Regions from separate parts of the Homo sapiens genome. Here all the other regions are linked to region 1. The links are chromatin loops, found by intact Hi-C in ENCODE. Cell type or tissue: chondrocyte. All regions are shown on one strand. Each heading gives the region's core, and the rest is flanking DNA. Links, peaks and the distances in the headings are about the cores only.

Evidence for each region. Hi-C counts contacts between places; a loop is a spot of excess contacts. Peaks named below come from ENCODE experiments on the same cell type or tissue, not always from the same donor. Only the 100,000 strongest peaks of a DNase experiment are listed, where the experiment ranks them.
Region 2: it touches region 1 in a loop (2.6-fold over the local background); 5 of 110 quality-filtered maps call a loop at or near these places.
Region 3: it touches region 1 in a loop (2.8-fold over the local background); 2 of 110 quality-filtered maps call a loop at or near these places.

The regions. Positions count from the first base shown.
Region 1 is chrX:13,373,709-13,383,959 of GRCh38, reverse strand. It overlaps the pseudogene GPX1P1. Among named protein-coding and RNA genes, the nearest start is that of LINC01203, 44 kb to the right of the region's middle. In chondrocyte, for the core only: no CTCF peak of the experiment used is centred there; DNase peaks (open chromatin) are centred at 4,642 and 4,979.
Region 2 is chrX:13,428,883-13,439,133 of GRCh38, reverse strand. No RefSeq gene overlaps it. Among named protein-coding and RNA genes, the nearest start is that of LINC01203, 99 kb to the right of the region's middle. RefSeq lists an enhancer at 10,211-10,251. In chondrocyte, for the core only: no CTCF peak of the experiment used is centred there; no DNase peak of the experiment used is centred there.
Region 3 is chrX:13,219,640-13,229,890 of GRCh38, reverse strand. No RefSeq gene overlaps it. Among named protein-coding and RNA genes, the nearest start is that of LINC02154, 79 kb to the left of the region's middle. In chondrocyte, for the core only: a CTCF peak has its summit at 5,444; no DNase peak of the experiment used is centred there.

The sequences.
Region 1 (10,251 bases), core at 943-8,942:
GATTTTAGAATTGTTCTTTACTCAGTTAAACTCTATTAAATTTAATTCGTATAAAGTTTCTTTTAACACTGGTTGTCACAACTTGTGGGGAGGTTGCTGCTCGAATCTAGTGGGTAGAGGCCACGGATATACCCCATGTTGGGGTGGGGGCTGGTACTGTCCTGTGCACTGTAGAGGGTTTAGCAATATGCACTGTGCATTTTCCCCAAATGTTAATTAGTTCTGAGGTTGAGAAGCCTTGTCTTTAAGCAAAGCCAGGACCTCTGGTGTCCCTGGGAAAGGCGACAACAACCTGAATGTAAAGTGAAAAAAATAACAAATTTCATTGTTGACTTTAAAGAAAACCAAAATATTTCACCCCTAAATATATTTCTTTGACATATTTTGAGATGGCTGTTCAGGGCGCCTGCAAACAGAAGCAGCCCTGCAAAGCTGTCTTTTGTGGGGAGAGATTTGCATCTGTAGAGAAAATCTGCACTGATGCAGCCAGGTTTTCTCTTAGCTCTGCCTTGTCCGGATCTAGGAAAGATGAACTGACAGTCCGACACCTTTAAAGGTCTGAAAGAAACATTTACCATCTATTCTCTCTGAGAGCTGCTACCTGTGAGGTCTTTTCTGTGTTAACAAGACCACCTTTGCCAGCCAGGCCTCCTCTCCTCCTTCTCCTATAACCTGTTTTGCCAACATAGCGTGCTTTGCAATCTCCCAAGTCCCCATTCATTCTGTAACCTCAAGATGGTATAAAAGCATCAATTAATTATCTGGCCATTTCTTTGAGATCTCCTATTTTGTAGGACTCTCATGCACGTTAATAAATTGTATGCCTTTTGTCCTATTAATCTGCCTTTTGTCAGTTGATTTTTCAGCAAACCTTCAGAGGGCAAAGGGGAAGTTTTCCCTTGGTCCCTACACATTGGTTTCAAGCAGCATAGATTTCAGTGATTTACAGAAATTCAAGGCAGTGATTTCCAACCTTATCAGAACAGTACTCCCCTTTAATAATAAATAGTTGTAGGAAAACTAAGAATGCAATAGTTACAAATGCCAGTAGATTCAGGTGTGTTATATTGAGAACTGGTGGTGTCAGGATTTTCCACAACAATGAATGATTTGTGCTAAAAGTTCCATACAGAGCAAAATACAAACTTTTGATTCATACAGTAGTTGATTTCCAGAAAAATTCAGGGTTTATTAAGATTGCTAAAAATACTTTTGTGTTTATTTGTAAAATGCTGTGAGCATCTATCCTCAGATAATCTTGAGCAGGTTTTCACACACAATGCAGGTCTAGCAGGGCATTCAGAAGTGCTGAAGGACCGGAGAGGATCCTTCTTTTCTCTGGACTTTATGACCAATGACGGTTGCTTAAAATCCCCAGCTGTGGCTCATGAATATCTAAGGTACCCCCTCCCTTGGCTATGCTAACCAAAAACACACAACAAAATATTCTAAATTGCCTCTAGCAGTGTACTATCTCTGTAGCACCACTGATTTAAGGAGTTTTAGAGAGTAGTGTTGATTATCAACTATTCTTGCCTTATATGCTGATTTCAATACTTAACCCCACCTCTGATCCCCTGCCTCACCGTCCCAGTGTGAAACCCCATGTATATGGGAAGTTGAATAGAATTTGCACCTTAAAAATGATCAAACTGTAGGACTGGGTGTGGTGGCTCACACCTGTAATCCCAGCACTTGAGGCCAGGAGTTCGAGCCTAGCCTGGCCAACATGGTGAAACCCCGTCTCTACTAATAATACAAAAACTAGCCAGGCTTGGTGGGCCTGCAGTCCCAGCTACTCGTGAGGCTGAAGCAGGAGAATCGCCTGAACCTGGGAGGCAGAGGTTTCAGTGAGCCAAGATCATGCCACTGCACTCCAGCCTGGACAACAGAGCGAGACTCTATCTGAAAAAAAAAAAAAAAAAAAAAAAAAAAAAAAAGATCAAACTGTACCCTCAATGCTGATCACCTCTACTATGAAAGATCTGGATGGTGAATCTTTTCAGCATCCCACTCTGTTGGGTGTGTGGTCCCCGGAAGTATTCCTTTTTTCTTCATATACTAAATTGAATGATTTTGGCACAGAATAATAACATGACTTTTAACAGACAGAAAACCATGATGGAAAATGTTATGCTTGTAGATGCTATGTAGAACTGATAGGCCCTGACTCCTGATGCCAAATTTTAAATATTTTGAATGTTTCTCAATATACTCATCATGGCTAAAATTATGAGAAGATTCCTGTTTGGCTTCCATAGTCTCTTCTCGCATCCCTCAAAGTTTTCAGAATCTGAAATGATAGGCTCCACACCCTGCCTTCCTAGGGGCCCGGAGCAGCATAGTGATCTCTGCTATATGCCTGTGACCTGGGTTGCCCAGTGACTCTGAAACACTCATAAGCAGATTTGCAGCCTTTACAGAGAAAGAGGGGAGCTTGTTTTCACAGTTGCTGTCTTCTCTTCTCCCTTGCACTTTTGGCAACCCATATGTATTGATACCTTTTCATATTCAGGCAGAGAAAGTCACATCTGGCTGCCTCAGTATGCTGATAAATGTTTATTGCACGTACCACTTGCCAGGGTGTAAATACTCCCACATTGTCTGATGTGAAACCACCAACTAGCCATCACTGAATGTGGAGTTGGGGAAAGAGGTATTAGCACACCATTAGATGATATTCCCATTATTCAGATAAAATAGACATAAATAACCTCGAGTATAGTTAATAGTAACATTTTGAAATTATTTTAGATTTATAGAAGAGTTGCAAAGGCAGTACAGAAGGTTCCCATATACCTTTTACCCAGCATCTCCTAATGTTAACATCTTATATAACCATGATCCTGTGAACCAAAAATAAAATTCTAAAGCCCCTCAACCATCTAAATGAACCCCTCCTTTTGGCCAAGGGCATTCCAGAGTTAACCTGAAAAACTAGTTCAGGCCATGATGGAGGAGGGGGTTGGACAAGCCTCATTATACCCCTCCAGCATTAATATCAACACAGACCTTAAGTCCAATAAAAACACATTTACAGTCTATTTCTCTGAAGCCTGCTACCTGGAGGCTTCATCTGCATGATAAAACCTTGGCCTCCACAACCACTTATCATAACCCAAACAATTCTTTCTACTGATAATAACTCTTTCAACCAATTGCCAATCAGAAAATGTTTAAATCTACCTATGACCTGGAAGCCCGACTCCTGCTTCGAGTTGCCCCACCCTTCCAGATCGAAACAATGTAAACCTTACATGTATTGACTGATGTATTATGTCTCCCTAAAATGTATAAAGGCAAGCTGTACCCTGACCACCTTGTGCACATGTAATCTGGACCTCCTGAGGCTGTGTCACGGGCATGTCCTTAACCTTCACAAAATAAACTTTCTAAATTGATTGAGAGCTGTCTCAGATACTTTTGAGTTCACAAAACATTGATCAAAACTAATGAGTTTACATTAGTAACAACATATATCCCTTTGTGAGAGAGAGGTGATGTGTCATACTTAGCAAAAAGGAAACTTGCACATTTCTTAGTCTATGAAATTTACACCATAGCTTGGAATGAGGCATCTTGACTCACTGTGATGAACTTTATTTCTCTGAAAAAAAAAATTAGAGTTTCATGAAAATCTGACTACGTATATAGAATTGTGTTGCTCTGATGAATTTCATCTATATTCTGTCAAGACAAAAATATGTCTAAAAACCTTTGAGAATGGGCAGCCATACAAGAGTGGTAAGCAGGAAAATAATATGAAAAGATTTCAGTTTTTTTTTTTTTTTTTTTTTTTTTGAGACGGAGTCTCGCTCTGTCGCCCAGGCTGGGCTGGAGAGCAGTGGCGCAAGAACAGATTTCAGTTTTAAGAAGGCTATTCTGGAGGCTATTGTGGGGACTCGGATAACAATACCCCCCAAAAAAAGCTCCAGAAGCAGGTTTAGAAGCAAATGTTGTTCTCTGACCTTCCCCTGCCCTCCTGTCTCAGTCCCATTCTCCCCAGAGGAGCAACAGAAGCTAGAATCCTTCCCCAAGGCAGGTTCTAGAAACCAGAAACCTTGTTCCCCAAAGCCAGCCATAAAACCTAAAAACATTACTCTAACTTTCCCTCCCAGCTTTCTGTGTAAATACTGGCCATAACGAAATTCCCTGACATACCTTGTTTGACTGTAGGTCATAACACCCCCACTCCAGAGAGGGTCTTGCCTTACACCCAGAAGGAAGGAACGCTGCTCAGAGAGGCCAAGAAGAATCTAGACAGACAGGCCTTGTTGGGTTTCCACACTCAGTCCATTAGCTTTAGATCACAACATTTTTGTCCAATCATATTTCTGCACAGCTGTCCACACTTTGTTGAACCTAAGCATAAAAATGGCCAGTTTGCTCTGTATCTTTGGGTCTTCATTCTAAAGGTTCCCTTGTCACGTAAAACTATGATCTCAAATAAATTTGTATGCGTTTTCTCCTATTAATCTAATCTGTCTCTTGTCAGTGATTTTCAGAGAACCTTCAGAGGGCAAAGAGGAAGTTTTCCCATGGCTCCGACCCTGTGAAAAGAATGCACTGGAGACAGTGCTTGTTCGGGGCGCTCCGCTGGCTTCTTGGACAATTGCGCCATGTGTGCTGCTCGGCCAGCGGCGGCGGCGGCCCAGTCGGTGTATGCCTTCTCGGCGCGCCCGCTGGCCGGCGGGGAGCCTGTGAGCCTGGGCTCCCTGCGGTGCAAGGTACTACTTATAGAGAATGTGGCGTCCCTCTGAGGCTCCACGGTCCGGGACTACACCCAGATGAACGAGCTGCAGCGGCGCCTCGGACCCCGGGGCCTGGTGGTGCTCGGCTTCCCGTGCAACCAGTTTGGGCATCAGGAGAACGCCAAGAACGAAGAGATTCTGAATTCCCTCAAGTACGTCCGACCTGGTGGTGGGTTCGAGCCCAACTTCATGCTCTTCGAGAAGGGCGAGGTGAACGGTGCGGGGGCGCACACTCTCTTTGCCTTCCTGCGGGAGGCCCTGCCAGCCCCCAGCGACGACGCCACTGCGCTTATGACCGACCCCAAGCTCATCACCTGGTCTCCGGTGTGTCGCAACGATGTTGCCTAGAACTTTGAGAAGTTCCTGGTGGGCCCTGACGGTGTGCCCCTACGCAGGTACAGCCGCCGCTTCCAGACCATTGACATCGAGCCTGACATCGAAGCCCTGCTGTCTCAAGGGCCCAGCTGTGCCTAGGGCGCCCCTCCTACCCCGGCTGCTTGGCAGTTGCAGTGCTGCTCTCTGGGGGGTTTTCATCTATGAGGGTGTTTCCTCTAAACCTACAAGGGAGGAACACCTGATCTTCCAGAAAATACCCCCTCGAGATGGGCGCCGGTCCTGTCCATCCCAGTCTCTGCCAGACCAAGGCGAGTTTCCCCACTAATAAAGTGCTGGGTGTCAGCAGAAAAAAAAAAAAGAAAAGAATGCACTGGAGCAAAGAAACCAGAAGATAGCTTAGAAGAAACTATTGTAACGGTCCAGGCAGGACTTACTGAAGGTCAGAATTAAGGCAATAGCAATGAGAATAGAGAAGTCAAGATCGTTTCAAGCAATGCTAAGGAGATGGAATCTACAAGACTCCATTGATTCCATAAGGCCCCAGTGACTGATTGACGGTAGAGTTGGGTACCCAAAGTTAGGTTTCTGACTTGAAGGGAACATTGGAGAGGGGACAGGTGTTGAGTTGAAATGTTGCTGAAATGCTTGTGGGATTACCTGTGCTTCTGAAATGTTGTTTAAAGTGTTTGTGGGATTACTAAGAAGCACGAGTAGATCAAGTTAATATTCAGAAACTGTTTATCACATGCTGGGCTATGGGATCAATTTACTGGACTGAACTTCATACATTAAAGTTCCTTATTATTCCCTCTATCATGTAATTTAGAGAGCAAGGAGAGAACAAAGACACAGGTCAAAAAGCTTCTTTAAAATCTCACTTACTCTCCTTCTCTACTTCCATTTACCCTGAGAATAAAGAAGAATAAAGGGGTGGGAAAGGCCTATCCTCATTCCTCTTGCTCTTTCCACAGAGGACAATGAGGCAGGACTGAGCAGTGTCTTCATCCCTCACGGAATTCCAAGGTGGATGCCATCTGTGAAGCGACTTCGTGTTGGCCTGAACTTGCTAGGAGCTTTTAGCCACTCATTTGGTTGTAATCCAACACATGACGTAATAGTCGGCCGTCTGGATTAATCAGTCCCAGCTGTTGGACGCTCTGCTCTGTGTGGGGGTTCAAGCCTCTCCATCTGTTCCTGGGGCCTCTCCACTTATCCCTTCTCTGCTTGAGCCTCCAGCCATGACAGATGGCTCTTTCTCAGTATTACAGATAATTTTTCTCTGATCAGTGTCTCAGCTCCAATTTGTGCTTAACATTTTTAACTGCCCCTCATCACTGCCATCACCTTAGGCATTTATGGAGATTTATACTACATATGCATATGTATGTGTCTGCATGCATATAATGACCCGCACACACATTCATAATTTCATTCTGTTTACCATTCGCACACAACAACTAGCATTGTGGTCATGCTGGTTGCCCCTCCCTTACTGGGTTATTTCTTTTGGAGAATCTATCTAGATGATCTTACTCACTGGAAAGGCGTGATACGAAGGCGACTCAGCTGGGTGAAAACGTGGTTGGAGCATAAGAGTCCCAGCATCAAACAGTAATAGAAACAGCAGTAGCAGCAGTGTATTTCCACAGCACTCTTAAACTCGGCTTGGATTCTCTACAATGGCTGTGGGTAGAAAAAATAGCAGGGCCTCTGACGAGTTGTGGATCAACTCCAAAACCCCTCTCCACCACATTTATGAGTACTTGAAACCACAAAAGTTATAATCTCCCAGTCCCAAGGGCCTATTCTATATCCTGCTGCTCCAGCCAGGCAGCTTCATTTTTGGCTCTGAGAACCACATCTCTGTAATTACAAAACTTGAGTTCAAACAATGTGGGGATTTTCGGGAGTGGTTGAGAAAGACTGTCAATAGAGAGACTGCACATGGCAGCTGTAGCCCAAGCCAGGGAATATTCTCATCAGCAAACCACAGAACAGGCTTTGGAACAATGTCTTTTACCACACCTGCTATCCCAGTCATCTTCACACGTGAAAGGATAAAATTTACACAGATGTTTCATTTCCTCCAGGGAATATTTCAAAGCAATGATAGTTTTCATTTATTATTTTATGTCTAATTATTAGCACTGTTCTTTTTTTTTTCTTTTTTTGGCCAATGATGATAGTAGTGGTTTCCTTTAAGACTGGATATCTAAAATAGTCTACTTTATTTCCCTTAGCAATCTTTATGTTTCATATATTTGATACAAATAATACTATTGCAGTGGTGGTCAACCAGGGTTGATTTTGCCCTCCAGGGGACATCTGGCAATATCTGGAGACATTTTGGTTGACACAACTTCTGTGGGAGTGGAGGTGCTCCTGGTATCTAGCAGGTGGAGGCCAGGGAAGCTGAAAACTGGATTATTTGTTAATTATGCCACTGCTATGCTGTCAGTAAATCTGACGAATGCTGTTCCGTGAAAAGGAGAGCTCAAGGGTGTGGAATTCCAGGTGCCAGGCAAGCCTTCTTCCAGAATATTTTGACCTGGATGAAGGCTCACCCCAGAAACCAAAAAATTTTACTTTGATCTTGACTAAATTCTGGGGACCAGCCAGAATATAGGGGCTGGCATGTGATTGTGATGGGATTGTTTGCCCTGCCAGACAATGTAAGTTGGATCTATTTTTGGTGGATGTCTTGGGGCCTGGTGTCTTTTTCTTCCTCTTCAGTGCTTTTCTCAAGACTAAGGATTTTCTTAACCTATAGTCTCTTGTACAGCTAATCATATACTCTTTAAGAAGCAAACAAAATTGATGTGCATAAATCAAGTGCAAAATTGATTTAAGATTGATTTCTTTGGTTTAAAAAAAATGAGAGTGGCCGAGCATGGTGGCTCATGCCTGTAATCCCAGCACTTCGGGAGGCTGAGGCGGGTGGATTGCCTGAGCTCAGGAGTTTGAGATCAGCCTAGGGAATGTGGCAAAACCCCATCTTTACCAAAAATACAAAAAATTAGCCGGGCATGATGGCACATGCCTGTGGTCACAGCTACTCAGGAAGCTGAGTTAGGAGGATCACTTGGGCCTGGGAGGTGGAGGTTACAGTGAGCGGAGATCGCACCACTGCACTCCAGCCTGGGCAACAGAGCGGGACCCTGTCTGGAAAAAAAAATAATAATAAGAGTGGCAAATACTTGACGTGGGAGGCATGCATGACCCTGCAAAGATTTTTACCAGGTCTGCCCACCTTCTTTTTCTATTAAGCCATAAAACTTCTGAAGCCAGTCTTGCCCACAATATTCTATTTTCTAGAATCTGCAGAGTCAGAGTTCAATGAAGGATTTTTTTTAATTGTAAACCAAACTAAAAATAACCTAAAAACTTACCTTTTTGAGAGTGATGCTTCCAGACTGCAACATTATATAAGGATGATCTCTCCATCTTCTCATCCCCAGATGTCCTGCTGCTCCTAATGATAGAATACAGAGAGGCGTACCCTATTTAGGTGGGCATGTGATGTTCTTTCAGCAGATGCCCAAAGAAAAGAACCAGTGCTCTTTGTTTTGTCTCTGGTCAGCTTCTAGTACTTTTTCTAGTTCTCCGTAAGTAATAGAATTTCTTTACGAACATTGTTAAACTAAAGCTGCTAATATTTTTAAGTGGGATAATTGTGTTATGGTTACGTTTTCAAAAATCTTCTTCATTTTTAGAGATAAATGCTTAACTATTTATGAATAGAACAATCCAATGTCTGGAAAGTAATTCAAAATAACTCAGAGGGGCTGGGCACAGTGGCTCATGCCTGTAATCCCAGCACTTTGGGAGGCTGAGGCAGGGGGATCGCTTGAGCCCAGGAGTTGGAGATCAGCCTGGGCAACATGGTGAAACCCTGTCTCTACAAAAAAATACAAAAATTAGCCAGGTATGGTGGTGCATGCCTGTGGTCCCAGCTACTTGGGTGGCTGAGGCAGGAGGATCGCTTGAACCTGGGAGGCTGAGGCTGCAGTTAGCCAGGTTCATGCCACTGCATTCCAGCCTGGGCAACAAAGCAAGATCCTGTCTCAAAACAAAACAAAACAAAAACAAACAAACAAGCAAAAAACCAAAATAGTTCAGAGGGAAGGGTATGAATGAAATGAAGTTAACCATGAGTTGATATTTGTTTTAACCTGGTGATAAATACATGCTGGTGTATGTATGCTGATAGGAATGATCCAGTTTAGCTGGAGCAATTGATGACCAAGAAGAGAGAAGAAATAGCCTAAGAGGCAAACATTTAATGATGTCATGTGAGGACAGGTGGATTTCAGAGACTAAAGCCTCTTAAGTAATCACTTAAACTTGGAGTTTGAATTTTGAGCATGCTGAAAGCATTCACCCTCCACTCTGGTCATTTTGCCAGATATGGAAACATTTAGAAAATGAGGAAAGACGTTTCTAAGCCATATTAATTTCTATTTTGGCTAGATTTTGCTCTCGATCTTTTTTTTTTATTATTAACATATTGGGAGTCACATTGGGCATATTTGATACCTTTAAATATCAAGGGTTTATTTAAATGTTGAACCAATTCATTTGTTCTATAATCTTGACTTTATAAGGGTGATATCTGGGTCAATACTCAAAGATTTTATAAGAATACTTTGGTTGATATCACTTTCTTCCACCCCCTCAAAATAATGAACTACCCAGAACTGTAATGTTTCCTCCTCCATTAGGTCAGGGGTGGGTGAAGCTTTCAAGCTGCTATCACTTTTTCCAAATAGTTTCACTCATTCTTACTCCTAATTAATCTACAGTATTATGTAGCAACCAAATAAATAGTCTCCTAAGGAAAGCATTCTCTCCTTGGCTGTTCTAGAAAACTCTGCTGACTCATTCGCAGTTGGGCTTGAAGAGTTTTTTTCAGGCTCATAATGCCAAAGAAGCTACATTTTTTCTGAGAAACGCCTCTGCTTCCCTGACCTTAACTAACAGGGGAAGCTTTTATTTTGGGTTTTCAGTGTCTGGGCAACTTACGGGGTTTAGCATGGTTCAGGGAGCCATTTCTAAAGAATATATGCTACAAGTTAAAGATTCAGTTGCTGTCTACCCCACCTCCAAATTCCTTTACATGTGTATCAAATAGCCTTTTATGCTCAGGTCCTGGGTTCATGAGGAC
Region 2 (10,251 bases), core at 1,246-9,245, 55 kb before region 1:
CATCCCTGTTCATGACTACTCATTTCTGAATTCAGTGGTCCTGTTCCCTTCCCCATCCAAGTGCTCCCAAGTCAAGGATCTGTTTATAATAGATTTTACTGAATGCTATAGGCAATGGCTGTGTGTGTGTGTGTGTGTGTGTGTGTGTGTGTGTGTGTGTGTGTTGGTTACATCACAGACCAGTAGAGCAAACAACTTAAAATGTAATATTAGAACACCTCATCCTTAAAACTCCTATCCTCTACTTGGCACCAAGGAGCCATCACCAACCAGCACTTTACCCCACTTCTAGCCTCCTGCTATGTTTCTGGGCCCTCTCTCAAGAATTTCTAGATGACTTTCTTTTTCCTCTCAGCTTGTAGGCACCCCGAAGCTTTAAACATCCTGAGTAATTTATCTTATCATCTTATCCCAAACCATTTTGACTTTTATTCCCAGAGACTTTTGCTTAATAGCCAATTATGCCTACTTAGGGGTTAGCTTAAATTGCGCTGTCTCTGGAGTGAAATCTTACGGTCAGGCTTTAAAGTAACACTTGTTTTTTTAGTTCACACTTCGAATTGCTTGCCAAATGCTATACAACGTCAAGTACAGTTTTCAAAAAAGTTAAAAACATGGTCTCATATAAATATTTAACAAATATGTGTCAGAGATGTATTTAATTCCCTAGTGAGGGAACCAACAGGTTCAAGGACAAAAGGAAATGGTAAATGAATAAATGAATGACTACATATCTTCATCTAAAAGAGAACACTGGAATAAGATTGCAAATTAAAATACAAAATTGATTAACCACTTCCTACAGGGGAATAAAACTGTAGCCTTTGGGGTTATCATTTATACCCAATAGAAATCATATTTGCATTTTGTCTGTCTTCTAAAAATTAATATCTAACTTTACACAATCTTTGGGCCTGTTAAAGGATAATTTTTTAAGGGTAAAACCATGACTTTTGAACAAATACAAAATAAACTAATTAACTAGTGAGGGAATAAATTAGATGTCGTAAGAAGTTCAAAGGAGAATTTAAAGAACACAAAGATATACTGGTAACCAGGAATACTGAGATGAATATATAAACTGATGCAAAACATATCAATATCCATAAGGCAATGATCAATTAAATTGCCTGGACAGTTTTATTTGCATTTCCATGAACAAGCGTAATTTGGATTATTATCAGTTTTCTACAATGCGCAGAGTTGTAAAGTAGTTCAAAGACAATGAAAGGCACATATAGCCTGGAAGAATAAGCTAGACAGTACATCCAGAAATCTTTCTTTGTCCATTTCAAAGTCTTTCCCATTTTTCCTGACAGATTCTAATCAATAGTAAGTAGTATGTCAACCAAAAAGCTACCTCTCCCTAGAGCATCAGCTGATCCTGAGGGGGAACTTATCAGGCAATGCTCTAGTATGACTTTGTTAAGGCATGCAATAGCCAATCTGCTTTTTTTCCATTTGGGATAATTCTTCTTAACAACAGTTTGTACCATAAATCCTTTCCTTTTAATACAGCTGGTCATTACACCTTGCAAGGCTGGCAAAGAATATCCATAGTGTAGGAGGAAGGCTGCTGATAAGAAATTGGAGAGTGTAGTTGCTCTGCCAATGCCACTGCCAGAAAGGGGTGCCTATTTCCCAGGGCACTGACTGTAGAGGGGACCAGCCAGAGGGGACAGATTGCCCTCCCCGTGGGGGCAACCTGTTACTCTATTACACTTTTCACAGGACTACAGATACCCATTTGTTTTTTTCTTTTTAAAGAAAGCATGCTTAGATTTGCCTTTTATTTTATTTTTTATTTGTATAAATTTATGGGACACAAGGGCAACTTTGTTACATGCACAGATTGCATAGTGGCTATGTCAGATGGATGTTAGGGTATCCATCACTGGAATAATGTAGATTGTACCAATTAAGTAATTTCTCATCATCCACCAACTCCCATCCCCTCACCCTTCTGAGTCTCCAATGTCTACCATTCCACTCTCTATGTTCATGTGTACACATTTTTAAACTCCCACTTATGAGTGAGAATATGCAATATTTGTCTTTCTGTATCTGACTTGTTTCACTTAAGATAATGGCCTCCAATTCCATTTACGTTGCTTCAAAAGATATCATTTTACTCCTTTTTAAATGGCTGAATAGTATACCATTGTGTATATATATCACACTTTTTTTATCCAATCATCTGTTAATGGACACAGGTTGGTTCTGTATCTTTTGTAATGTGAATGACACTTGTTTTTTCTGACATGGGAATTTGGTTATGCACCTTAGAATATGCACATTTTCCCTGGCACCTGAAGCACCACCTAGGAGGAAGTAGAGAGAGCCAGAGGAGGCTCTGTAACTCTTTCCTCTTCATTAGGTCACTATTTCATACATGGTAGAACCGTCAAAGATGCCACTGGTGATCAGAAAGAGTTAATGTTTATAAATGCCTGATTTATCCCCTGGGAGAAGGTTAGTTAGACCCAGGCCCCACAAGGTAGCATCTGCTTTACAGGAGGCCTCAAGAGGTTATTTGGTTTCTTGAATGTCTAATTCTCTGCTATGGTAACCTGTGTAGTAAAAATGGTGTGTGTATTTGTATGTGTATGATAGAGATGCAACACACAAAGACAGAACTAAGGAAATCTAGGAAGACAAATAATGAGTCTTTGCTTTGTTTAAGAATAATTGTGCGCTTACACACTGTCCTTCAGAGTTTTGGCTGATGAAGACTAACATAACTGCATATTATTGCCTCCAAGACATTTTCTCTCTTTGACCTACTAGTCCCCCTGCCCTATTTTAACCACAAAGCAGCCCTAACAACCTGGGGACAGACCAAGGGCAGCTTTGGGCCTTCCAGTTTGGTGTTTGTGGGGGTAGACATTGGGTTTTGGGGAGTTTTGATTTTTGAAGGTTCACAGATTGCCGCAAGGCACCTCCCTCCAGCACAGCACAAAGAAAGAAGGGAGGACACCCAAGTTGAGAGCACACACAGTGTCCCACAGAGGACAGCTTGCCTTCAGAAATTCCTTCTGAACAAATCGTGGTACACTTTCCCTGTGGTGGGAGACAAATGGAGCCTCAGCTTTCAACACCATAGTCAGGGGCTGCTGCTGCCTCTCTTCTGTACCTCTATTTACAAACTTGGGAAGAAGCTGGACTTTCTTTTCCGGATTCCAAGCATCTCTTCTGAACATCTACTCTAGAGTCCTGAGGTGAGTTAGCTGTACCATGCTCTCTGCCTCCTTTGTTCCTGCTGCCATAGTCCACAATATTGTCATTTTTTTTTTTTTACATTTCTTCCTCATGTTCTCCATTCATGAACGTTTTAAGGATTGGAAACAGTGTTATTAGCAAATAGCTTTAATAGCAAACGCTCATTTAGTATTTCCTAAGTGAAAGCACTGTTTGGTTATGCACCTTAGAATATGCACGTTTTCCCTGGCATGGGGAGCAAGTATGTATATTTATATATACGATTGCCAAGGCCTCTGTTAGAAACCTTCAGGGCTGCATGTGCTCAGACAGCAGGATTTAGGGGATTTTTGAAAGATAATATGGTGCCTATGCCTATTACCAAACACCACTGGCAGGATCAGGTGCAACACCATAGAGTCAAACACATTAATATTTCTCTAGCTTCATGCATGAATTTTCACACTAAGTAAGAAAAATAAAAACAGTAAATATCCTCCCATCAGTTCACATCAGGTGTTGCCACCAAAGGAGTGATGAGAAAGCTTTTGGCTTGCATAACCTTTTGATTCCAGAAGGGCAGATAGAAGCAGTGAACCCATAACAGTAATTCCGTATCATGGCTGCATTAGAGTGCTCCCTAAGTCCTGAGAAACTTCATTGGGAACAACAGCCGGTAAATAGAGAAAGTCTTGAGAATAAAAAAAACCACATGATGTGACTTATTCCTTTACCTTTTCTCAGTTTAGAGTGTTAAGATGCATTTTTGTTGTTGTTCTATTGTAGGGTGCAAATTCAAATGTGTCCATGGCAAGAAAGTAGCATAAATGAGTGAAGCTCTACCTATTGTTGCTTTGATGGAGCATCTGCCCATTGTGACAGCTTCTGATTACTCAAAAGAATCCAGAAATCTGTATTTTTATTGAAAGACTTCTAATTTTTCAATGTTAGCTCTTTTTAAAATAATGACATTGTAATAAAGCACAACATTTAGCCATACTTTAATGGTCTACAGTTTGAGACCTAATGGACTGAGATCTGCTAGACTTGGGGACTGATGTCCTACAGTTTGGGACTTCTGGTTCTTGGTTCCTTTTTCAGCACCATCTGATTTTCAGGCTCTCTAATATGTGAATTTGAGGAAAATTAACCAAAGTTTAGAGATAGAGCCATCTGGTAAACATTTTACTGAGTTCATTGATGTGTGGTGAGGGAAGGGATGAGTTAAAAGAAAGCGACCTCCCCCCCATGCCAAACCACTCATTTAGAATAGTTTGTCTTAGAGCAGCTCTTTTCAAGTGACTGCTATTGGCAAACGTCAGTTAGCAAGCACAATCTGAAATTCATATGTGATTATCTAATCTAGCTCTCTTGTTGGAGAATAATAAAGTAATTGGAAAAAAATGGCTTGATTTGATATGAGACAATCAGAGATGATTGAAGTGATTTTATCTGAGGTATATATAGATGTTTTTCACATCCAGTATCCCCTTTCCTCTCCAGTTTCAATGATTTCCCCTTCATCAGTAAATTTAGTGCTTGATTGTTGTTCCATAAAAGAAAATGAAGTATATTATTCCACCTTTCCTTGAATGAAGGCGTTACTTGGTTTCTTGAATTTCTAGCTGTCTGCTATAGTAACTTAGGTAGTAAAAATCATGTGTGGTGTGTGTATTTGTGTATGTATGATGCACACACACAAAGACAGAAAAAGGGATAGAGAGAGACACCGAAACAACTGAAAGACAGGAGCATACAATTGTGTTGGAGCAGTGAAGGTGATTTCCATTTCTTCTGTAGGAGGGCTGGCTGCTGGCTTAGGTTTAAGTGGCTTGGGCCTTGCCTTGTCAGGTTAAAGAAGTAGCATCCTCATTTTCTTGCAATATGCAAACTGAAGATACCATGGATCTTTTCATTTAAAAAAAAAATCTGTTGGCCGGGCACGGTGGCTCTTGCCTGTAATCCCAGAGCTTTGGGAGGCCGAGGCGGGCGGATCACGAGGTCAGCAGTTCCAGACCAGCCTGGTCAACATGGTGAAACCCCATCTCTACTAAAAAAAAAATACAAAAATTAGCTGGGCATGGTGGCGGGCACCTGTAATCCCAACAACTCAGGAGGCTGAGGCGGGAGAATCGCTTGAAATCAGAAGGCAGAGGTTGCAGTGAGCCGAGATCGCACCACTGCACTCCAGCCTAGGTAACAAGAGAGAAACTCCATCTCAAAAAAAAAACCAAAAAATCTATCTACAGAATTCAGTTCTTGAACTCAGAGAACTTGTGTTTCTGCTCCTGTTTTGTAACATGCATCTGCTATGTTTTGAATGTGTCCCTCAAAGTTTGTGTATTGGAAACTTAATCCTCAGTGCAAGTGTTGTGAGGTGGGGCCTAATAAGAGATGATTAGGTCATGAGGGCTCTGCCCTTGTGAATGAATTAATGTCATTATCATGGGAGTGGTTTAGTTATCTTGAGAGTTGGTTTGTTATTAAAGTGAGTTTGGCCCCCTCTTGCTCTGTGGCTCTTGTTCTCCTTTGCTCTTCCACCTTCTCCCATGGGATGATGCAGCACGAAGTCCCTTGCCAAATGCTGATGCCATGCTCTTGGACTTCCCAGCTTCCTGAACCAAACCACGAGCCAAATAAATTTCTATTCATTATAAATTACCCTGTCTATGGTATTCTGTTATAGCAACACAAAACAGACTAAGCAAATGTCTTTTAATCCCCAAGTTTTCTCATTCTTGGAGGTATCTAGCAGTGTGCCATTAAATGTTTAGTAACTGGTACTCAAGAAATAAACAACGGAAACAACAAAACAAATAAACGGACTATGTAGCCTTTGCCAATTCTCATGGTATAAACGCTCACACTGTGGATGATTTCAAGCTACTAACATAATGTGACTGCTGAGCTGTGCAGAGATGCACAATTGGCTCTCATGAGTGGGTAGGATCTGGCTCCATCACACTGGGTGTAGCCAAAAGAACACTAAACAGAATTAAGAAGACTTGGGACAGTGTCTCATCTGTAAAATGTGCATAAAATAACAGCTCAGATTACCTCATGGGGATATGTAGTCACTTTCAAGTGGAAATACTAAAGAAAAACTGTAAAGAACTTTGAAAATATTTATACAAATATAAATATAATCATTACAATCCTTGGAGAGCCCCAAATTGCTCAATACCCAAAAGTTTTTTTAAAAAAATGACTTGGACTGCATTAGTTACTGCTTTTAAAAATGTGTTTTGCATCTTCTGGTCATAAAAGATTCAAACTATGTGAAAAGAGCCAACAGCCCATTTGACTTTAAGTTCAGAACAATGAACTCATCAGAGTTATTTTTACATGTACTGTAGTTTGGCCTAGAGCCACTGGTCACAAGAAAGCATGAGTGTGTTCTGGGCAGCATTTCTGCTTAAGCAGCTTCAAGACAACACCTCCAAGACAAGGAGATTCCCTTTGCAAATCTCCTTGAGGCCTTTTCACGGTTTACAGAATTTTAACTAATTAATGTTTAACTTGGTTTTGTAAACAATATTACACAAAGAGAAACCCTCTTAATAGAGACATACTCTCTAGAAGTGTCTTTTTAGAAGAGTGCTGTCCAATGAAATATACTGTGAGCCATACATGTAATTTTTTTTTTTTTAAGACAGTCTGGCTCTGTTGCCCAGGCTGGAGTGCGGTGGCACAATCTGGGCTCACTGCAACCTCTGCCCCCTGGGTTCAAGTGCTTCTCCTGCATCAGCCTCCCAAGTAGCTGGGATTACAGGTGTGTGCCAACACATTTTTGTATTTTTGGTAGAGACAGGGTTTCACCGTGTTGGCCAGGCTGGCCTCAAACTCCTGACCTCAGGTGATCCACCCGCCTTGGCCTCCCGAAGTGCGGGGATTACAGGCGTGAGCCAGTGTGCCCGGCCATGCATGTAATTTTATTTGTTTAATAGCCACATTAAAAGATGTAAAACAAATGGGTAAAATTAATTTTAATAATATCTTTCATTTAACCCAATATATCTAGAATATTTCATTTAACCCAATATATCTGGAATATTATTTCAACATGTAATCAGCAGCAGGCATCCCTTACCTGGCCACCCCCACCCTTTCCCTCAAACTGCCTTTGAAAAATCTCTACTAAAAATACAAAAAATTAGCCGGGCGTGGTGGCAGGCGCCTGTAGTCCCAGCTACTCGGGAGGCCGAGGCAGGAGAATGGCATGAACCCAGGAGGCGGAGCTTGCAGTGAGCTGAGATCGCGCCACGGCACTCCAGCCTGGGCGACAGAGCAAGACTCTGTCTCGAAAAAAAAAAAAAGAAGAAAAAAAGAAAAATCCCTAACCTACAAGCTTTGGAAAAGAATGATTTGAGTACTAACTCTGCATCCCACGTGGCGTGCCCAGCTTTGTGTCTATTAAACTCTCTACTACACGCCATGGTCTTTCTTATTGCAGTGGGTAAGAAGAACCCCTTGGGTAGTTCTTCTTCTACCCCTTGGGTAGAATAATCTCTTGATTCCAAGAAAACCCAATGTTTAAGGAAACTCTTTTATTCTGACTACAGGAGCTTTTGTTATGGGAATTGACTATGCAGGGAAAACTCTCTCTAACTTTTCCTTTTCCATTATCCATTAATTGGGTTGTCAGGGCAATCTAGATTGAGTGTGCCTATAATTTGTAGGATGACCAACCATTCTTATTTGCCCAGGACTGAGGGTTGTCCCAGTACATGGACTTCGGTGCTAAAACTGGGAGAGTCCCAAGCAACCTGGGACGAATTCATCACCGTAAATTTAGAGAAAATGTTTTAAGCACTCCTGGGAGCGCCTATGTGGTGTGTCCTTACAGCAAATATTTGGGTAACAATCTCAAGATTGCTTAAACTCTCCATGCCTCAGTTTCCTTCCTGGCCTCAGTTCCCATATTGGTAAATAAGGATCATAAATATAACCTATCTCATAGGGTTACTGTGAAGATTTGACGTATATTTAAGGTGTCTAGAGATATGTAAGTTGCTTTAAACAGACTTGGCAGATAGTGCTCAGTTGATGTTTATTATTAGATTTTTTATTTGTTTCTCGAGGTCAGGATGCACATCTGATATCTCGGCATCACCCCTTCCCCAAAATGCTTAATACGCTGCCATAAGTAGAATAAACACTCATCAAATATGGCTGAGCCCAGCAATCCCAGTTGTCCTGGCTCTGGTCTGGATGTGGAAGCCATTCTCTGAGGCCTCCCAAATATGGTCAATGTAGTGCCTCTCTGTTCAGAATAGGCACTGACTGCTTCAGGTCCTGGTTTCTGGCCTGTCTGGTATCCTGCTGTGAAATATGACATCATCGGATGGTGTCATCTCTGGCCAGAACCTGAGTATCATCTCGAATTATTTTCCCATGATTATCTTTGCAAAGCTGTTGGGTTCTGGCTTTTCCAAACAGCACAGCCAAGAAGAAGGCTTCAACGTGGGATTTAAGCTATATGGCATCAAGATTGGTTGCCTTCCCACTGCCAGTATCCTTCCGCTTTTTTGTTTCTAGCAGAACCTGCCTCCCATGCTGGAGACAGAGAATGCCAAAGACTCACTTTCCCAGCTTCCCCTGTGTCTAGAGCAGGTGACCCATTCGTGGCCAATGGGACCAAAGAGAATACCTGCTAAGGGATTCTGGGACAAAGTTCCTCCCTCCTTTTCTGATATTTGCTACTTGGAGCTGAGGGGGGCCATTGCAAGACCATGACAGAGGATCAAGAGAACTACAAAGAAGATGGAATTGGATGGAAAATAAAGAATGAATATGTGAGTCACTGCTGCTTTGAAGTCATTTAACTGCTGAATTAACCAAGTCTGGAACCTCCTGCCTCCAGACCTCTTATTATGTGAGATTTTTCAGTAGACCCCTGTTGTTTAAGTCATTTTTAGTTGGATATTTAGTTTCTGCCCTGGAAAATATTCTAACTGACACAAATGAGTTCTTTGATGGCCCTAGGAAGAATTAGTCCTTAATTAGTCATAATCCCATGTTCTTTCTTCAAGACCCCTGCTGCCAAAAGCCAAGGGTAATCTGTCACTTCTAGAACTTCTCTGGCCGGCCCCTGCAGACAGTATAGTTTGATGGTTATGAGCACAAATCCAGGAGTCAGATCTTGGCAAGTGTGAGCTTTGGCAAGTTACTTAAACTCTCAGTATCTTAATTTTCTTCATCTGTGATCTGGGAATGATGATAATAATGCATCTAACTTGTAGAGTTTTGTGTTAAATGAAGAAACACACAAAAAGTACTTGCCTGGCTCATAATATGCACCATAGGTGAGAGCTGTTTCGCTTATTTACTATTCATTTTATGTAACCTTGTGCTGTTATTGATTTACACACACACACACACACTTCTTCCATTGCTCTTTCATGTCTCAGTGGTTGTACTTATCATCCATAAAGAGAAATTCCATTTTCTAAAACAGCACATTTCTAGGAGCCAGGGAATATGCTTCTTCACTCACTAGCTGTGCCATGAGCACTTCACTTATTTTCTCAGTATTTAGGTTTCTTCATTTGATAAAGAAAGCTGGCCAGGTACAGCGGCTCATGCCTGTAATCCCACCACTTTGGGAGGCCGAGGTGGGTGGATTGCTGGAGTCCAAGGTGGAAGGATTGCTTGAGGTCAGGAGTTCAAAATCAGCCTGGGCAATGTAGTGATACCTCATCTCTACTAAAAATCAAAAAAATTAGCCAGGCATGGTGGCATGCACCTGTAGTCCCAGACACTCGGGAGGCTGAGGCTAGAGAATCACTAGATTTAGGGAGGCGAAGTGAGCTGTGCAGTGAGCTGTGATTGTACCACTGCACTCCAGCCTGGGTGACACAGTGAGACCCTATTAAAAAAAAAGAAGAAGAAGAAAGAAAAGGGAAGGTATTGTCTTTATTTCAGTTCCCCCCAAAAAAGACCCTGATAAAGTGCTAGTCATTTACTTGGGAGGTGATTGAAGGAAACTCCAATAATGGAGTGAGAAGGTGAGCCTGGAAAGGAAGGAAAGGCAGGGAAGCCCTTAAAAGATAC
Region 3 (10,251 bases), core at 1,119-9,118, 150 kb after region 1:
ATACATGCTCACCAGAAAGTTTGAGCATATAGAAAAGTAGAAAGAAGGAAACAATCACCACTCAGAATCAGCCACTTTAATGATTGGTGTATTTCCTTTACCTCTCTGGTTCACATATATTTTTTACATTGTTGGAACCACCCTGTCCACATATTCTCGTTTATCCTGCTTCACTCACTTACTAATAAGGAGAAACATTTCCCCAAATTATTGCAGGTCTTTATAGCTGTTTTTAATGTCTGTGTAATGGTTTAAGGTATGGTTGTCATGATACTGAACACCTCTCTCTTATTAGATGATTGGGGTATTTCTATTTTTATTTATTATCGTTAATAGTGCTGCAATGCTTGCCTTTGGGTACAAAGCTCGTTATGAGCTTGAATGCATTTTCCTAGGCCAGTTTCTATGCAGTAGAATTACTGGTTCAAAAGTTAGGGGAAATTTTAAGTTATTTTTACATAAGGCCACAAACCATCCATGTCTTCAATAAGGTCAAATTACCTTAAACTTGAAATAATTGTATCTTCTTTCTCTCTCTTTTCACTAAAACCTAAACAGATTTTTTGAATGCCATCGTCATCTGGTGCATCAAGATAAAAATGCACTTGCTTGAAATCACCTGCTTGATCTTTTTAAACTTAGATCTTTGTATCTCTGAACAGAATCCACATTTAAATAGACATAAATTCAAGTTTTATATGTTCATGTGATACAAGGTGTTTATGAGGCAAAATGCAAATGTCAGAAACACAAGCAACTGGGTTCAATGTCCCAAGATTTCATCCTCCTCTTCCACTCACATTCACATCAAAGTGTCTAGGGACAGGTCAGAGGCCTTGTAGGCTGATTGAGAAAAAACACCAATTCAATTGTGTTCAATACAGCTGATGACATCATATGATGAGAAAGAGAGAGAGAGAGAAAGACCATTTGGTGATGCATTTTCTTATCCCACCATATTTTTGCGTTCCTTTAGAGCTGGCACAAAGGAAAAATAAAATGTGTTTATAAATCTATAAATACTTTCAGAGAAAGATACCCAAGGTATATATTTTAAGTGAACAAACCAGATTGTAAAGTAGTATACATTGCACAACTCATATTATGGGGAAGGCTTTACCTTAAGTTATGGGGGTGGGAATTATTGGGGGAGGGACATCCAATTTTGACTTTTTACATGTGTACAGTTTTAACTAACTTAAGAACTACATGTATGGCTCTTATAATCAAGAAAAAATTAAGATTTTTAATCAGACAACATTAAAAGCAAAATTCAAAGCCCATATTAATAAATGTTCATTCTTAAAAATATGATGATTTCCCACTGCTATGACAATTTCTGCCACACTGACTTCTCTCTAGCTCTGTTACATCCATCAAACAGTGTGGAAAGTCTACTGGAAGAGCTCAACTTGCAAATATCTTAGTTTTATTGGTGTTATTGTTGCACAGGCACTACTTTAAAAAGGAACAATTTACCTTTTTTTTTTTTTTTTTTTTTTTTTTTTGAGAAGGAGTCTTGCTCTGTCGCCCAGGCTGGAGTGCAGTGGTGCAATCTTGACTCACTGCAAGCTCCGCCTCCTGGGTTCACGCCATTCTCCTGCCTCAGCCTCCCGAGTAGCTGGGATTACAGGCGCCCGCCATCACGCCTGGCTCTGTTTTGTATTTTTTAAGTAGAGACGGGGTTTCACCATGTTAGCCAGGATGGTCTCGATCTCCTGACCTCGTGATCCGCTCACCTCGGCCTCCCAATGTGCTGAGATTACAGGCGTGAACCACTGCGCCCAGCAGGAACACTTTTTCTGATAATAAAAAGCAGTGTATGTTCATTGTAGAACGTGGAAAAATATAGAAAAGTATAAAGAAACGTGCAAAAGAAAGAAAACCCTTTTCCATTCCTCTAGGGCTACTTGCATTTTTTTCTTTTTACTATATTTTCTATGCATGTGCATGGATATAAGATATATGTTCCTACATATATCTTCAGATATATTGTTATTTTAGCAGCTGTCACTCAGAAAGAAAGCTGTCATTGTTAAGAAAAATCTTGGATTAATTAAAATGAAGTTATTATTTTTGCAGGTCAAAGATGATCAAATATCAGCGTTTTCATATGGTTGAAAAATGAGTCATTATCTATAAGAATACTTAAAAACAAAGAAAGAGCTAAATTTTATAACAAAACTTGACCAGCAAATTTGGGGCTGGAAAAGAACAGAAGGTGAAGAGGGAGAAAATGCCAGGTCAAAATGGCAGCCAAGTCGGGCTTGTGGAAACCATTCCCCCAAGAGAAATTGCCCGGTGCAGGGAAGCTCTTAAAATATTTAGGAAGATGGCATGTTTTACCTCAATTTTAAGTAATTAACGTGATTACAATATCCCTTTTTCTAATCTTTCCAAACTTTCAGAGAAGTCATCTATATACACAATAGCCGTGCGTGAGAAGACCTTGAGGGGAAAAAAAAACAGTGCCTGGGTTGGATGAGAAAAGCAGAGATAAGAGATCAGCCATAGATGGGGAGACGGGAGTTGTGATGAAGCAAGAATGCAGGGCCAGAAGTGGCCTGGAGCACTCGAGTTCCCAGGAACTTGCAGAAATGTCCACAAGGATACTGGGTTTCACATAGAATAGGAGATGGGTTGACTGACCACATCTGTCTCCAGGTGGTCTTGGCTGGAACATGTGGGCACACTCACACAAACACATACATATACGAAGACTGTAAGCTTTATGAAGGCAGGAATGGTTTCAAATGTAAACACTATTGAATCCCTGTATTGGTTTGCTAGGGCTACATAACAAGTTACCACAATCTGGGTGGCTTAAACAACAGAAATTTATTATCTCACAGTTCTGAAGGCCAGAAGTCTGAGATCAAGTTAAAAGGATACCAGTTATATTGGATGAGGGGCCCACTCTACTCCAGTAGGACCTCATCTTAACAAATGATATCTGCAATGACCCTGTTTCCAAATAAGGTCACATTCTGAGGTAGCGGGGGTAAGGACTTCAATATACAAATTTTGGGGTGACACAATTCAACCCATATCAACCCCCTTGGACATGACAATTCCTGGCACATAGTAGACTCTCAACAAATATTTGTTCAATGAATAAATGATACATATAAATATTTATTAATGTAGTTAAGATCAGTTCACCTGGGTTTTCTGGCTCATTTTCAGTAGACCATAAAAACAAAATACAGTTACAGAAAGTGAGGAGGCAGAGATGTCAGCTGAAGAGAGAAGCTGGCTTCTAGATCAAGTGATTATATATACCTAGCCATGTTCCAAAGTACTGTCTAACTAGGATAGGGCACCCATAATTGAGTACTTTCTCAGGATGATCCAAGCTAACCAAACATACAGTAGACTGGTTCATACAGCAGAATCTCAACTTTTTCATTTAACACTGAGAACTACTCCTGCCAAGTAGATCACAGTCCTCATGTCAGCTGTTACCACAATGTACTCCCTGGAAGTGCAAGAAGGAAAAGCAAGGAGAGTCATCTGGAACTAATAACCAGTGCCATTGATGTTTCCACTTTCTCTATAGGGATGAGTTTGCCAAGGGCCCAAAGATACCTGCCCCTACTGGTTAGTGTTAAAGACATAATGACTTTCTCCCCCTTTAGGCTCCCTTTTGCTAAGTTCTGTTATAAAAATACCTGCCCAGAGCAAGTAACTTTCAATGTGTTTGGGCCCCCATGTTTTCCTGACCCCGCACCTGGTCCCTGAATTGAAATACGTATGTTTCTCAACTTCTTAGTCATCAATTTCCAAACCATTGCTTTAGGTTGGTTATTTCTATGGTCAGTTATATTGAATTCATGCTGAGTGATTATCTTATTATCAGGTACGGAGAGCATCTGACTGTCATGCCACATAAGACTACAGAGAATGTCTTGTTGGTGGTTGTGACAACAAGGAGCTTGGGCTAAATGAAGGGTGGTCCATTTGAATGTGTGATGCATCATGGATTCAATCTACATGGGGATTCATTCATGTCTCAGGCAACTATCAAATAAATTCCGTACTCAATTCTGCCCAATTACTCAGAGAAATGTGACCCAATAAGTCCAGTTAGGATTTATTGATTGTTTACTATGTGCCCAGGAAGTAGCAACCCTGGTGAATAAAATGTTTCAGGAGGCACTCTCTCCTTTCAAGTACTGTCACAGGTTGCCTCTCCAGGAAGTAGACTTTGAGCTAGAGATTATTACAAGGGCATTTGTTGGGATCAATACCTGTGAATGTTTAGGGACAGAAGCAGGACTAGGCAGAGAGAGAAGTCAACCTGCAACCCAAGCACAATAATAGCCTCCACTGACACCACAGGGCTTTGGAGTTGGAAGGGCCCTTCAAAGTTACGCTAGGTTGGAGAGATGGCCAGGCCTCTATATCCCTGCATTAATCTGTCATTGAATGTGGGTCACCTCAAGAAGGAACTTGACCTTGGGTGAGAGGGCTGGACTCTACAGATGAATAGTCCCTGAAGCTCATCTCCCATTACCCCTTCCTATAGCTGGGGATAGCAAGTTCTTCATTAAATGGTTTTATGGGTTGAATTGTGTCTTCAAAAAGATAATCTAAAAGCACTGAAGTTATAACCTGTGAATGCGACTTTATTTGGAAATAGTGTCTCTATAGATGTAATCGAGTTAAGATGAAGTCATTAGAGTAAGCCCTAACCTGATATGACTGGTGTCCCCCACAAAAAGAAGAAAATGCCATGTGAAGACAGGGACACATGGGGAGGAGGTGGTCATGTGAAGGCAGAGGTAGAGACTGGAGTGATAGGGCTGTGAACCAATAAATGCCAACAATTGATGGCCACCACTAGACGCTATGTAGAGGCACAAAAGGATTCTACCCAGAGTATTAGAGGGAGCATGGCTCTGAGGACACCTTGACTTCAGATGTCTATCCTCGAGAACTGTGAGAGAATAAATTTGTGTTGTCCTAAGCCACCTAGTCTGTGGTACTTTGTTACAGCTGCCTTAGGAGACTAAGAAGGGGGTTCTAGGTGGCAGATGACAAGAATAATCCCTCAGGATGAAGTCAGTTTATAAATGAAATATTCAGCTGTAGAAATAACTTCCTGAAAGTAACAGTTCGTAAGTGGATTTGGGGAGCTAACGATCTGATTGAAACTATATGACTTTTATATATAAAATGGAAATGGATGGTACAGAATTACTATGTGCAGGGTACTGGCTGGATGAAGAACTTTATAGGATTGGCTTCACCTAGCCCGATGGAGTTGGTGTTATTATCCACATCTCATAAATGAGAAAACTGACGACCGAGGTTCAGTCATTCATCAACAACTAGAGAGTAGAGCAGCAACTGGGTGCAAACCTGAGTTTATACTTCCCCTGAAGCCAGTGCCCTTGGCCACTGGGTGACTCTGGAGGTGCAGTAGCACCAGAACAATAAGTCTGTAATAACCACTGTGGGATGTATGGGGAAGGAGAGCTGACAAAGGATCCTGGGTGAGGAAATGCATCCGGAACAAAGCAAACTTATTTCCATTACTGGAACATAGCCCAGAATACAGGTCATATGGATGGTTGGTTGGTGAGATCATTTCCAGTGCTTTTTGTGACACTGTTTTTTCCCCAGAGCTATATTAACACCATCCACTTGAAAAAAAAAAAAAAAAAAGTAGCATTCCTATTTCAATCTGGTAGGAACAAAGAACTCCTATGACAATGGAAGTAAGAAAGATGAGAGAAGAAGAGAACAAATCAGGGTCTCATTTGTATAACTGCTTCTACCTTAGCCCCAATTGTCCCATGCCAGATGACAGTGTGGTTTCCATACTCGGATGTCATTAAACATACTGAAACCAATTTTGGTGCCAAATTACAACCACAAGCCAAAATACCTGTAAAAAAAAAAAAAAACAAAAAACAAAAAAAACACTTTTCATATTCTGATTCAGGTCAACATCAACTAGACACTATTTTGTTAAATTTCCATTTAAACAAAGAAGTGACCATTTCTGATGAACTGAAAACTGACGTAACCCTCCAGAATTGAGAGCTGGAAGGAATACTGTTTTTAATTAACTCAATTCAATTTATCTCAATGCCACACTTTTATTTTTACTGTTTTCTATGTGCTAAGACTTATTTACTATGAATGCAGACATAATGTAAAAAGTTTCTACTCTAAAGAATCTCACAATCTAGTGGAGAAATTAATAATTATTACTAAACCTGAAAGGAACTGTTATTGAGGTTACTTATAAGGTGTGATAGAAACACCAAGGAAGAACACTCAATAGCACGGAGTAAGTAGAGGCAGTAGGATAGAGGACTTTCCCAGTGGAGGGAACTCTAGAAGTGAGCCTTGGAGAAAGGGCAGAAATTATCCCAGAGGGCAAAGAAAGAGAAATGGGCATTCTTAAGGATTATGATATAAAAAGTTGAGAGAGAGAAAGAGAAGAAGAGAAGGAAAGGAGAGGAGAGAAGAAAGGAGAGAAGAGAAGAGAATGCTCTGGCCATTGCAAGAAACACTAAGTAGCTCAAGTTTAGCAAAGTATGCATGGTGGAGGTTGGGAGATCATGGAAGAGGAGAGAAAGGCAGTGTTTTGCATGCCATGCCAAAAGGTTTGGACTTCACACTGAAGGCAAAGGAAAGCTACCGATCTGCATTTTAGAAGAATTATCATGCAGTAGGGTGAAAAGTAAGTTGGAAGTGGGAAGAGGCTGGAGGCTGAGAGATGCCTTAGAAAGTTCTTGAAGTAAAGTCAAGAATCTGGAGGTCCTGGACCAAGACAACTTTATGAGAGAAGGAAAGAGGATGCTTTGAGAAAACAAACAAACACAAAGTCAATATTTTAGGGACTGATTATAGTTGAGAGAGGAGTGGGGAGGGACATGGATAAAGAATCAAGAATGATAAAAAGATGGACAGCTTAAAAATGAGATGGCTTTTGACGCAGTTAACCAGCATGAGGAAGCCAGTGACGGTTTGGGGGTAAAGGGTGAAGAAGTAAATTCAATTTTTAATAAGTTCGGCTTGCAGTGCCCCTAGGAATCATCAGAGGACATGTGCCCCTATCCCAGGGAGAATCTGATTTCTTGTGTCCCTGATGTGAATTAACCTGCAGGTAAAAGACTACTGCCCAGAGAGGTGACAAGCTGGAGTCACAAAAGCTACAGAAGTAAAGATTTTAAGAAGAAAACAGTGATTGACCCTGGCATACCTTACAAAGTGGTTATGTCAGAGAAAAGACCATTGGATTGCAAATAGGACAGTATTCAATGACCTTACCAAACCCAGTTTCAGTGCAATGGAAGGGGCAGAACTAGACTCTAGAGGTTGTGGAAAGAAAGGGGGATCCTACAGCCAATCCATGCTGTTAATATCTACACCACAACAGAAAATCTAGGCTAGAATGCATGTAGAAGTAATTACAAACACACTGATTTATTTATTTATTCCTTCATTCAAATATTTATGGCATGCCTATTTTGTACTTGCCAATGACAAAAGAGACATGTAAAAATCATAGTTGAGAGCAGGGGAGTAGGCAATAAACAAAGAAACTTATAACCTGACGTTTGGTGATAGCAAGAGCAACAAAGTCGATTTTGCCTAGTGTAAATACGGAAGAAGGGCTACTGCAGCATTGACAGAGATGGCAAACACATGGGAAGTCAAGGTTTAGAGAAAAAAAGAGGCCGGAAGCAGTGGCTCATGCCTGTAATCCCGGCACTTTGGGAGGCTGAGGCAGGAGAATCACTTGAGCCCAGGAGTTTGAGACCCGCCTGGGCAATACAGTGAAACCCTGTTTCCACAAACAATTTTTTAAAAATTGGCTGGATGTGGTAGCGCATGCCTGTGGTCCCAGCTACACAGGAGGCTAAGATGGTAGGATTGCTTGAGCCAGGGAGGTCGAAGCTGCAGTGAGCTGTGATTGTACCACTGCACTTCAGCCTGGGTAACAGAGCAAGACCCTGTCTCAAAAATAAAATAAAAAAGAAAAGCAACAAGCCAGTAGGGCTCATTTGTTTATTTATTCATCATACTACAACTAACAATATAGGGAAACATTTACAGACTGCTTACATCAGTGTATTCAATTAACAGGATGAAAAAAATAATTTAGGAAAGAATCAAAGAAGGAAAATAACATTAAAAAGTAAGACAAAGCATAGGGGTAAATTTGGTGTGCAAACCATTTCCCTACGTGCTTGCTAGAAGAGGGCAGAAAGTTTGTCTCTAAGCTTTTCTGTGGCAAAGACAGAAGCAAAACAATAAAAACAACAACAATGTTAACAACAGCAATAGTAGTAACCATATTAACCTTTTCATGCGTGCCAAGCACTGTTCTAAGTTCTTTAACCCTTACAACTCCAGGAGATAGAGTTTTTTTGTTCGTGTGTGTGTGTGTTTTGTTTCATTTTACAAATGAGGAAATCAATCACAGATAAATTTGGTCAGTGTGGCAGATGGATTATTGTTATTAATTCTTCTCTCCCTCCCTTTGCCGTGTGACCTAGCATTGCAATAGTACAGAGTGCGTCCCCACCCCTTGACTTTGGGCTTAGCCAGTGGAAACTCTGCAAACTTGACTGGAACTTTAAAGCTGAAGAGGCACAGGTGTGTGATTGGGCATGACATCTTATGCTCCTGTGATTCACCGTGAGGAGAATATACCCTGAGTAGCTGCTGGTCCAGAGAGAGTGAGGAAACACATGAAGCAGGCCTAAAACCAATGTGCAGCCTGGAGGCAAGCTCTCCTAATCCTGGATGATTCCAGCCAAACCACAGCTGACCCATAGACCTGTGCGTGGAAACATGACTATAAGCTCCTGAGAACTGGAGATCGTTTGTTAAACAGCAATGACTAATTAACACTTTCAGTTTCAATGCACCCCTAACCTGGAGTCCCTGAATATCCGTAGTAAGCAATGGATTTTACATTCCTTAGGTGGTCTCATGAATATTCATTCTTACCACCAAGCTTTTCGTAAGGATTGTGCAGTTATTAGAATTCAGTAAGTAGTCTTCATTGTGCCTTTTATAAGCAACATAAATCAGGTTCAAACAATTCATTTCCCGTGGTTGAAGATAGGAATAAAACAAATTGCTTATATCTATCACAATATATGTACGAGAAAGAGGAAAATTTTTAATCCAGTTATACAAAAATTTTAAATCAAAAGCAGGTGACCCAGAAAGAAAACAAGAAGGGAAAAACTTGCTTTAGTCATGCCTTTTGCCTAGAGTCTACCTAGCTTCCTACTCCTGGGCTTAGGATTTTTCATGAAGGCTGGTAGAAGCATGGGGCTCAAACCAGTTCTAGCTGATGCCAAAATATTACAGAGAAAAAGGCAGCAGGAAGCAAACAGAAGACAAGAAAGAGAAAAAAAATCAGGTTTCTCTCAAGCCTCTCAGATTAATCATTAACACCAGTATTTTATCCTTTGGCCATTATAAAAGTTAATTTTAATCAGAGTTAGTTATCCTAATTTCCAAATCATTTTCCATGTTTCCATTATTCTCTATGTCTTTTAAGGTATTTTAAGATGGATCTGATGTGAAGCCCTACTGTCTGGGCATCTGTAACTAAAAACACTCTGACTCTATAGAATTGAAGTTATTTTTAGAATACTGAAAATTCCTCTGGTGCAACAGACATAGTGATGATCATAATATTTTGAAAAGAAAGTGTTTGGTTGGGTTGTATGTAAGAGAAAGGCACACACACACACACAGACCAGAAACAAGTGGTCAAAAACCAGGACTCAGATTTTTTTTCCCAGTGTGTATTTACACAAAGAGTCTTTACAGTTCTTGAGATGGATCTACTAACGTCAACAGAGTCTTTATTAAGATTTTTCAGACCACTGATGAAAGATATAAAAATGATTTATAAATCAATTATAAAAGCTTTCTAGATTAGATTTAAAAAGAAAAGCTAATCTTATTCAAACTGGCAAGCATTGTTATTCAAGAGAATAAAGCCTTTTTAAACCACCTTCTGGTGGCTTTTTAAAAAATACTTTATTTGAACTCTTGTTTTCATAGTAAGTTGAAACTTTTATCATCGTAATCGTGTAGAAATAATTCTATTCCCTTTAACTTCTCCTATATTCCTGGCAAAGTATTTGCTTTAGTGAAGTAGTCAAATAAGTTCTTTGTCAACCCAAAAAGCAAAACTCTTGCTTTATTTGGGTGGGGCGGGGGGAACTCTGCTAAATAGTTGTTTCTGGGCTGGGTGCAGTGTGG